2 separate regions of the Mus musculus genome follow, and region 2 is linked to region 1. Evidence: chromatin contacts called from ENCODE Hi-C or POLR2A ChIA-PET data. All regions are on one chromosome and are shown on one strand. Each heading gives the region's core, a stretch centred on a gene start or an enhancer-like site at or near the end of the contact. The rest is flanking DNA. Distances are from core to core; before and after follow the strand shown.

What was found. Hi-C counts contacts between places; a loop is a spot of excess contacts on that map. ChIA-PET counts read pairs that join two places held with the same protein, here RNA polymerase II (POLR2A).
Region 2: a loop to region 1 is called in a map of heart, with 1.8 times the contacts of the local background. The contact joins the enhancer-like site here to the promoter of Usp46 in region 1. A Hi-C loop is called at or near these places in 1 of 37 maps with a recorded cell type or tissue (heart). POLR2A ChIA-PET finds 5 or more read pairs at or near these places in 2 of 5 experiments (Patski and embryonic stem cell).

Annotation. Positions count from the first base shown.
Region 1 is chr5:74,066,960-74,071,817 of GRCm38, forward strand. It overlaps Usp46 (ubiquitin specific peptidase 46), which reads right to left and starts at 1,452. Exons shown (of 9, transcript NM_177561.3): 1 at 1,291-1,452. The coding sequence starts at 1,326.
Region 2 is chr5:74,174,159-74,179,442 of GRCm38, forward strand. No RefSeq gene overlaps it. Among named protein-coding and RNA genes, the nearest start is that of Gm32002, 15 kb to the left of the region's middle. Within about 2 kb of position 1,538, at least 1 of the 3 ENCODE cell types and tissues checked has a DNase peak (open chromatin) inside an H3K27ac peak, as active enhancers do; it is heart, where a contact is called at or near this core.

The sequences.
Region 1 (4,858 bases), core at 202-2,701:
CCAGCCCCAGCAGGTCTCAACTCCACCTGAGCTAACACATGGCTCCTTAATGTGCTGTGCCATGTGTTGATCTTGCAACAGAATGTGGGACAGAAGATTTAAAGAGCTGTGTGATGGGGGAAGGGCAGCCAGATCACCTTACCTGAGGCCTACTTAATCAGGCCTCCTCAGATTTCCTTTAGATGCTAGCATTACTGTCTAACTTGGTGGCGGAGGGGGGTGGGGGCGGGGATGGATTCCCCAAAATGGAAAAACAAAACAAAACAAAAAAAAAAAAAAAAACAGTGTTCCAGTTTGAAGGGGGTCTAAGGGGGTGAGGATACAGAAAGTACAGGCAGAACACACACCCTCCTCAACTCCCACACCCCAGTGCCTTACCCCTGACCTCCCTATGGCTCCCACAAGTGGGGGTGCTAGCTGAGTACACTCAGTGGCCCCAAGGGCTAGAAACTGGTCCCGAGGAAACTAAACAGAACTGGAAAGTAATGGGGGAAATCTAAATTAAAGTGACTGCTGGGTAACACCCCCCCCCAGACCCCCACCCTATCAGACAGACCAGGCAGTGTCCAAGCTAAAAGGAGAGGAGGCGGGGCAGGACAACCCCTGCAGACTTCCTCACACCTACAGCCACTCACTCCCAGGGCCTGCAAACGTTCCTGTCTCCTTATAATCTCCTGCATGCAGGTGGGGAAACTGAGGCCTCCAGAACAAATTGCCATGCTTTTCCGATACCAGGTTTTAGTTCACCTCTCTAACCAGATTCTTCACTTGGAATTTTTATTTTTTATTTATTTTTTATTTTTTGGTCACAGCTTTCATGTCTATCCAATTTCTCCTGGTAAGAGCACTGCTGTTGCAAAGTGAATCTTAAATACAATCAAGGCTGAACTCCAGAAGGAGCAGAGGACAGTCGGCGAGTCCAGTAAGGGTTTATTTACTGCACCAGAAGGATTTGCTTCCTTCCACTCCGGGCTCGTACCCTCATGGTCCTCCCTCGGGACTTCGCTGTGCAGCCACCTCGCACCCTCCACCTCCACCCCCACCCACCACCCGCACCGCAACTCGAGGGCGGGGGCATGGGGCCGCCCTGGGGATCCCTGGGATCCGCTCGGGGTCCCCGGCTGGGACAGAGGTGGGGGGGACTGCGGTCAGCCGGCCCAGCCTCGGGACCGGGAACTTCTGGCCGCACGGCCCCCACGACCGCGGCGCGCGTGCAGCTCCAGCCCGGGGTTCCCTTTCTTTGCCTGGCTCGCTGCGGGCGCGACCCCCGGAGGCTCGGCGGCCACTCACCATATTACAGATGGAGGCGATGTTTCGGACAGTCATTAGTCTAAAGGTTGCAGCGATCGCGCACCGCCATCTTTACCAGGGGAAAACGGGACTGTCCATGGTGGCGCGCAGCGAGGCCGGGTGGCGGCGAGGCGGCCTGGGGCCGGCTTGCAGTGGGGTTGGGCGAGCGAGGCCGGGCGGCGGCGAGGGCGGGGCGGCGGCGCGGGGCGGGGAGTGGCGGAGCGACGCAGCCCGGGCCGCGGCCGGCGGGAGGAGGAGCCCGGAGCCGGGAGGCGCGGAACCGAGGCCACTGCTATGCTCCCGCTGCCAGCCAGGACCCGCTCGGCTGACCCCACTGGAAGCCGTTCTTGCTCCTCTGCCCTAGGGTCCCGCTCGGTGCCAGCTGCACCGTAAGGCCAGCCCCGAGCAAACCCAGCACCGCGGCCTTTCCGCCGGACCCAGGACCGTACCGGGCACTGGGCTGGGGACCTACACCGCGGGGACACGGGCGTGCTCGCTTCCCGGTTTCCCTCTGCCCGTTTCTGCTGGTGTCCAGCAAGCCTTGGGCGTTAGGGATTAGCTAGTGGAGGATATGAATAAGGGTCTAAGGGTGAGTGTAGTCAACTTTAAAGTTTCTCTCCAGGGTTCTAGCCAGATGGCATCCGCCGGAACCCGAAAAGTAAAATGAGACCAGGACATGGGCGTGGCCAGAAAGCCCTAGCCAGCAGCAACCCAGCTGCCTAGGGAAAGGTTCCCAGAAAGGAAAGAATTCCGGGTCTAAGCAGGCACACTCGGGAGATTTGTGACATTAGCAGGTACAGAGGAAATGGCCAGGTTCTGGGCGGTACTAGAGGCTGTCCAGGAAATACCAAAACAAAACTTTCCTATCTCCCATCCTCGGAGCTCCTGATCTCAGTTTTGTTTGAGCTTTTACACCTTCCTGCGGAGGCCCAGACTGCAGGCTCAGGGTGCACACTGTACACACCACTTGAGGGATATGTTCGTGAGAACTGAAAGAGTTCATTTCAAACATGGGGAATAATTGTGCAGACAAGTTTGCAGTCCCAAGCTTTCCACAGGGAAGTTGTGCATGTGAAACGTGATAAATTCCCAAACCAATGTATTTTGTGGAGAATTAAATTAGGAGAGAAATTAATATAATTGAAGACAGCTCTGTCTAGCCAAGAGTAACATACTGGGGGCTGGGGGGCTAGGGTTATACACATAACATGAGAGCCATCCATCCATTGGTAATTCTTCTAGGATCTGGGGTGGAAATAGAAGACAAAACCACTGACTGAAGGGTGAGGGTGGGGGACGGGTCACATGGATACTGTATTTTTCAGTGTGTAGAAGGATTAATATTCCTGCTCACAATGACTCATTCTACCTGAATTTTACTTTCATTCTTTTTTACTGCTGTCAGTTACGACTCTTCCAGCTTCTACATGATTAGTTAATAGACATGGTTAGCTCCATAAGGCTTACAGAGCAGGTATCCAACCCAGCTCTGTGTTTCTCAAATAAATAGTACAGATAAAGGCATGCTAAACTTAGGAGGGGCACCATTTGAGGAGGGGGCAGGGGAGGGGGACCATCGATAAAACACCCTAACTATGACTGGCCAGAACACAGTAAGGTCCTGAAAAGCTTAAAGACTGAGAAATGTCACAAGCTGAAGGCCTCAGCTTTGTGCGTGGTTAGTCTAAAGCTTTCATGCTTTCTAATGATAAGCTTTGCGATTTTTTCCAATATGAATGCACTGAGTGCAAGGCCTACAGGGGTTAAAACACAATTGAGAGCTGGGGAGATGGCTCAGTCTATAAAGTGCTTACTGCACAAGTACAGATCTCTAGACTCACGTCCTGCCCCCCGCCCGAGTCCACACCCACAGGTAAAGAAACACAGTCATGGTGTATAACTATCCCAGTGCTGGAGAGGCAGAGAGAGAACACAGAGATGGGCTGGTATTTGCTGCCCAGCCAGACTAGTCAAATCACAAGCTACATATTCAGGCAAGACCCTCTCTGTCTCAAACAAGTAAAGTGCAAGGGGTAGAGAGATGGCTGGATGGTTAGGAGTGCACACTGCTCTTCCAGAGGACCTGACGTCAATTCCCATCACCCACTTAGGGTGGCTCACAAGTACCTGTAACTTCAGCTACAAGGTATCCCATGGTTTCTGGACCATGGCACCTACATCATATGCACATACCACCTACACACACACACACACACACACATCCATAATTAAAAATCAAATAAATCGGGCTGGAAAGATGTCGCAGTTGTTAAGAGCACTGACTGCTCTTCTAAAGGTCCTGAGTTCAAATCCCAGCAACCATCCTTAATGAGATCTGACGCCATCTTCTGGTGTGTCTGAAGACATCTTAAAAAATATTTTTTTAAAATAAAAAGAAAATGCCAATTTTTTAAAGGGGGGGGCCTGGTAAGATAGCACAGTGGGTAAAAGCACTGACCACTCTTCCAAAGATCCTGAGTTCAAATCCCAGCAACCACAAGGTGGCTCACAACCACCAGTAATGAGATCTGATGCCCTCTTCTGGAGTGAGCGGGGCCAACCAGAGGGAGCAGAGGTCCTAAATTCAATTCCCAACAACCACGTGAAGGCTCACAACCATCTGTACAGCTACAGTGTACTCATAGACATAAAATAAATAAATCTTTTTAAAAAATCAAATAAATCAGCTGGGCGGTGGTGGCGCACACCTTTAGTCCCAGCACTTGGGGAGACAGAGGCAGGCAGATTTCTGAGTTCAAGGCCAGCCTGGTCTACAGAGTGAGTTCCAGGACAGCCAGGGCAATATAGAGAAACCCTGTCTCAAAAAAACAAAACAAACAAACAAAAAAAAATCAAATAAATCTTTAAACAAACAAAAAAAAAATAAGGCAGAAAGGAGGGAGACATCCAACATCAACCTCAGGCTTTGACACATACAACGCACTCACACATGAACATACACATATGTTTACACACACAAACACCACTGGCACAGAGAAAACCAACCAGGACCTGGCCCTGGGTGCTGTGCCAACAAGAAAAAGGATTGTTTGGGTACCCTCTAAACACCTAAAACCAAGTAGACTGTAGACAGGTTGAAATCTGGGTGTGGTGCAGTGTAATCCAGCACTCGAGAGGCTGAGTCAGAGGGACTGCCACATGTTCAAAGCCCACCTGGGCTACATAGTGAGTATCAGGCCAGCCAGGGAGAGGTAAGAAGATTCTGTTTACCTCTGGAAGAAGAAGGAAAAAAAAAGTTGAAAGGCTATGGGTTAGTCAGCAAATCAATCGAACACTGCAGAGTTTATCCAACTCATGAATGATTAAATGTGTTTTACAATTCGGCAAGGTTGATATAAACAAGTCTCAATTACAGAAGGCTCTTGGATTAGAAAATTGTAACCCTGGCTTCACTGAGTGGAGAACTACCCAGGTAGGAAGAGGTCAAACCTCACAGATGGTGCCTAGCTAATGAGTGGATTTTGAGGGAAAGTGTGTCTCTATAGAGACTACAGCTGATGTGAGATCTATGGCTGGAAAAGAATAGCCAGGACATGGAAAAATGGTT
Region 2 (5,284 bases), core at 288-2,787, 110 kb after region 1:
CCCAAATAAATAATTCATACATTTTACCACATTTATCATAACATGTTATAACCGTTTCTATTTTATTGTTAGCTGTTTTCATTAATCTCTTACTGTACATAATTTATAAACTAGATTTTATCTGGACACAAATATAGATAGGAAAACATAGTAAATATGGGATCTATATTACTATATCATTATAGCATATATATTCTATACTATATATTATAGTATTACCCCATAGTGCAGCACTGAGGGTCTGGAAATGTATTTCCCACACTGGGAAGGGGCTGTCACACCCTACTCCACACTGACAAGATACATTATAAATCAAAACATAATAAAAATGTCGTGCTTCACCAATGCCTGGGGACACAGCTTTTTCCTAGAGCCATTAGGTGTGGGTACCAAGTGACTCATTGACTACTGCCACCGTCTATGAGGGGACTTTGCTCCCTGCCCCTGGGCTGCCCTCCTCCCATTTGCTGCTGCTTTCGCTCATCTAAGGGATGCTAAGGTTTCATCTAGCCCCCTGCAAGTGAGAGCGCACACCCTCTCCACATCATCACCAGACAGCGCCTTTAGAGCTCTGGCGCAGCTCAGGAAGCATCTCATAGCAGACTGAGCCCAGATGGGAGCCCTGTAGTCCATAGAAGAGCTCATGCCAGCACACTTGAGCCCATGGGGGCTGACCCCACCAATGGTTATTGAGTTTGCATATGCCGTTCAAGTATCCTTGGGTCTTTTTAGAAGCCATTCCAAGATGAGTCGTGATTCATAGGTTACAGACACAGGCCAGCTTGCAGGAGCATTTGCCTATCGAACATGCTTATTCCAGTCTTTGGAAACACAGGATAAGCCGCCATAACTGCAAAGCCCTATCTACCATTTATCTGGCTTCTCTTTTTCTTTTTTAAGCTATTCTAAAAAATGATATCTTTTAGCACCCCCAGTGATGATCATTCTGGAATACAGTCATCCTCCACACCCAGCGGGCCTTGAGCTGTATAGTAATTTCAGGTAGGAACAACAATGGCACCCTAGAATATTATCCATCATTGCAGCAACGTCACAAAGGGAGAGAGTTATATCTCAGTTTCTCTCTACATAATGGGAAAAAGCAAGCTGCAGGCAAAGTTTTGAATGTTACTAAATTTGTTTGAAATGATCCAAAGGTTACCTGGGAGGCAGCTTTGCAATGACAAATATCAAAGGGATCATTTATATTCTCTTGTATTTGATGCGTCACTGGTGGAGAAACCAGTTATCAGTAACATCTCGAGACCTCCATCAGCCTCAGTGACCTTGTCTCTGAAATGGGCGTGCCATGAAGACCAAGCGACAGAAATGAAGGTCCTGGGAACAAGGCTGTCCACAGACACCCAATGCCCGATGCATGCTTATCCCTCACTGAGCCCAGTGTCACTCAGCCCCAAGCCGCGGAAACACATGGCTGTCGGGAAAAGAGCTGGCTGCCTTCCTTGTCTCTCTTTCCTTTTTCATTTTGTCTCCACAGAATGGGAGCGAGGGAGGGGGAGGCAGGTCTCCTGCCTCACAAAAGGCCAGTGTCTGTGGGCCTGCAATGTCTGGGAGGCCCATTAGGCTACAAGGCAGCCCTGCCAAGTTTACATATGGTTTTCATATCACCGGGCTTGTTGTTTTGACTCCTGTGAGCTCTCTCTGCAACAACGTCTCTGGAGGAAAGGAAGTGCAGGCAGACTGAAGGCCAGGGCTGCAATGGCAGAGGCATCTAAGGTACAAAGCAAATAAAATACCTCCGGGGCCGTGCATAGTCCCCGAGATCTGTCCCCTTGGGTTGCTACCTCCTTGCTTGCCTTCCAAGTCGTCCAGCATCTGGTACCTTCTGGCTTCCAGAAGACTCAGTCATGTCTGAGCTTTCTTCCCAGAGGAGGTCAGGGAGGCAGAAGAATTTGGCAGATGAACAAAAGCCATTAGCAGCGTCTGGTCTGATGTAGGTGGCAGCACTTGGGAGTCCACAGGCTCTGAGGAGCCAGTGTGGACTGGTCCTTCTGTTAGCTGCCCTTCAGTAGGTACACTCTAGCTTAGCTGGTGGGAAACGAAGGTGAGTTGAACAAACCGGTTCTTTCCAGGTCTTGCACAGAGTAGGCTTCCAGTGGAGTGTGGGTGCACAAGGTAGCTGCAACAGTAATGATAATGTATGGAATTGTAGTCATCTGTGTGCGTGTGCATGTGTGTGTGTGTGTGTGTGGGGTACATATATGCACAGCATACATGTGGAGGTCAGAAAACAACCTCAGGATGCTATTTACTTTGCCACCTTTAAAGGTATTTTAAAAATATCTATACATGGATAACATATTCAGATCCAATTCGCTGTCCTCTGATTCCTCGCCTCTCTCCCATACTTTTCCCTTTGAACTCTATGCTCTCTCTCTCTCTCCCTCTCTCTGTGTGTGTGTGTGTGTGTGTGTGTGTGTGTGTGTGTGTGTGTGTGTAATACCTACCTGCCTGATAATAATTTCCATTTGACAACTATTTCTTGGGAGCCAACCATACACCTAGCACTGTACTATTCCTGAGCAAAACCAGCAGGAGCAGCTGCCGATGATCACATCAGTATAGCATACACGGTGTTTATCTTCATCCGTTTGCTCGTTTGCCCCATGAAGGAAATGCTGTAATCACCCCACCCCCACCCCCATTCTTCAAACCAAGAAGCTGAACTCCAGAGAGGTTAAGCACACTTTTAATTGCGTTTTGTTTTGAGATAGGATCTTGCTATTCAGCTCAGTCTGATCTAGACCCGCCATCCTCCTGCCGTAGCTCTCTGAGCACTGTGATTACAGGTGTGAGCCAATCCAACTAGCGTTACACTTGCTCTAGATAACATTACCAGACTAGGAGCCACACTTTGAGCTGCTATATGTAAATGGAGCCAGAGTCAGGACAACATTGTGTACACCCTAACCGCAGCCTGAGTCTTCCACCGCAAGACTTTTGTTGTGCAAAGCTGTGTCTAACATTAATGAATGGTTTGTCCAGCTCTGGCTGGCTGGGCAATCCTGGCTATGAACCGAGCACCTTGCCAGGCTCTCAAACTGTGGTCCTTTGTGTTCACAGTTTTCCCTCCACTGACGCTTCCCCCAGGCCAAGCAAAGGGAAGGGATCTTCAGGTCTCTGGATCTTGATCTCAGATCACAGTCCCCCAGAGCCAGAGAGCCACTGGTCTCATAACCAAGACCCTATCTCTTCTATGACTTTAAGTCACCACTTCACAGTGACTCTTCTGCCTTGCTTCGCCTTACCATGTCTGTTCTGGATGTGGAAATCAAATGATTTTTGCTCACTGGGAAGGTTGCTCACTGGATGGATCCTTGAGCTTGAAAGTGACCAGCTGTAGGCTGTGGCGCCATTGTGAACAACTAGGAACGCATAGCAGCATCAAGCATGGGAAGTGACCAATGCCAAGCGCTCCAGAGACGCTGCACTTATCACTGATGTACTCCAAGGTGGCTGAGAAAGTCGGTGGAGATTGTAATGATGGAAGTGGTTGCTCTGTGTCACTGAGGACAAAACAGAAGTAGTCACAGATGCCAAGCCACACAAGGTAGATGAACAGAAAACCATATATCAGTGGCGCTTGACTTTCCTAATGCCATGATCCTTTAATACACAGTTCCTCATGCTGTCGTGAAGCCCAACTGTAAAATTATTTCATTGCCTCTTCATAACTGTAATTTTGGTACTGGGATGAATCGTAATATAAATATATGATATGCAGGATATCTGATATGCAACCCCCCAAAGGGTCATGACCTATGTATGGGTTGAGAACCACTGCCTTAGAGTGGAATAATGAAGGCCGTCTCAAGACAGCAGTATCAAAGGCACACACCTGGGTAAAGGTCTTGGCTAAGAAGCACGCCAAAGAATATCTTTCAAGAGATTATGTTGAGCATCAGGAAAGGCTCAAAGAGATGAAGGTCCTGTGAGTGACACAGTTTGGTAACCTTCAGTGATAAAGCCTCCGTAGATATAACTGCCACTCATGAAGGCAACCATAGCCTCTGAGTGACAGAAACATTGTGTAACTTCTCAGGCAGCCCAAGGTGGGCTCTTTGGTGGTGGATATTTGGTCAATGGTATTCACCTTGCTGGTTGGCAAATGTTTTAGCTGTTATGGTGGTCTTGGTGGCACCAATGACAAAGATAAGACAGGGTGGTAGAGGGGGTGACTGGACATGAGAATAATGGAGGTAACAATTATAAAATATTGATCTTAAAGTTTGTTTGATGAGGGGCTGGAAAGATGAATCAGAGGTTAAAAGTACTTGATGTTCTTGCATAGAACCCAGGTTTAGTTCCCGCACACAGAACCCACAACAGTCTTTAACTCCAGTTCCATGGGATCTGATTCTCTCTCTCTGTCTTTTTTGGGGCACCAGCCATACATGTAGTGCATATATATTCATGTAGACAAACATGTAAATAAAAAAATAATTTTTTTTCTAGAAAAAAGGACCAAAGTATCAGAATCAGGAGATTTGGATTTTGTGGAGGCAGAGGCCACTCTTTGAGCAAAGCACAGTCCAACGTGGTGCTGGTGGCGCCAGGAAGCAGTGGCAGCTGCGACAGCTTTAACCAACATTGGACAAGATGAGTGGAGTTGTGACAGGGCGACTGCAGCCACTCCCCAAAAGATCTGAGTTCAAATCCTAGCTCTGTTTCTTGCGAGCAAGATGACTGAAGCTGGTTTCCTTGGCTTCTCCTGGACTTGCTTTCCTCAAATAGGAATCCTATGTACCTTGTTTGCATTACCCAACCCACAGGAGGGGCCTAGTAAATTATAGTTATAACTATTCCCACATACGAACCATCAAGCCCTTCCATTCCAAGTAGTCAGAGTTAGAGTTAGGAGTCTTAGAGTTGGGAGGGGCACTGCATTTCAGGAAAATCGGCTGATGCAAAGATCACAGGAGAAGCAAGTGGTAGCGGGTGGAACTCAGAGCTAAAGGCACAATCAATCATCTCCGCTCCCCTCCACCTCTCCAGAAAGTGTGGTGTGCAGCCATTGCAAATGCAAATGCGATTTTTCCTCTGTCTTCCAGCAAAACACAAGAAATGCAAGGAGAGGATTTAGGAGCTCTCCTAAATCCTGCCCCTCCCCCCCACTAGGTACCCCGCTGCATTTCAGCAGCCTGGGCCCAGCCCCTCAAGGAGACTGTTCATTGTTTTGATTTCTTTTCTAGTTGCTGAGACAAAAGTAAATTGAGAAAGGATTGATCTGTGCTCACGTTTTGAGGGGACAGGGTCTATCATG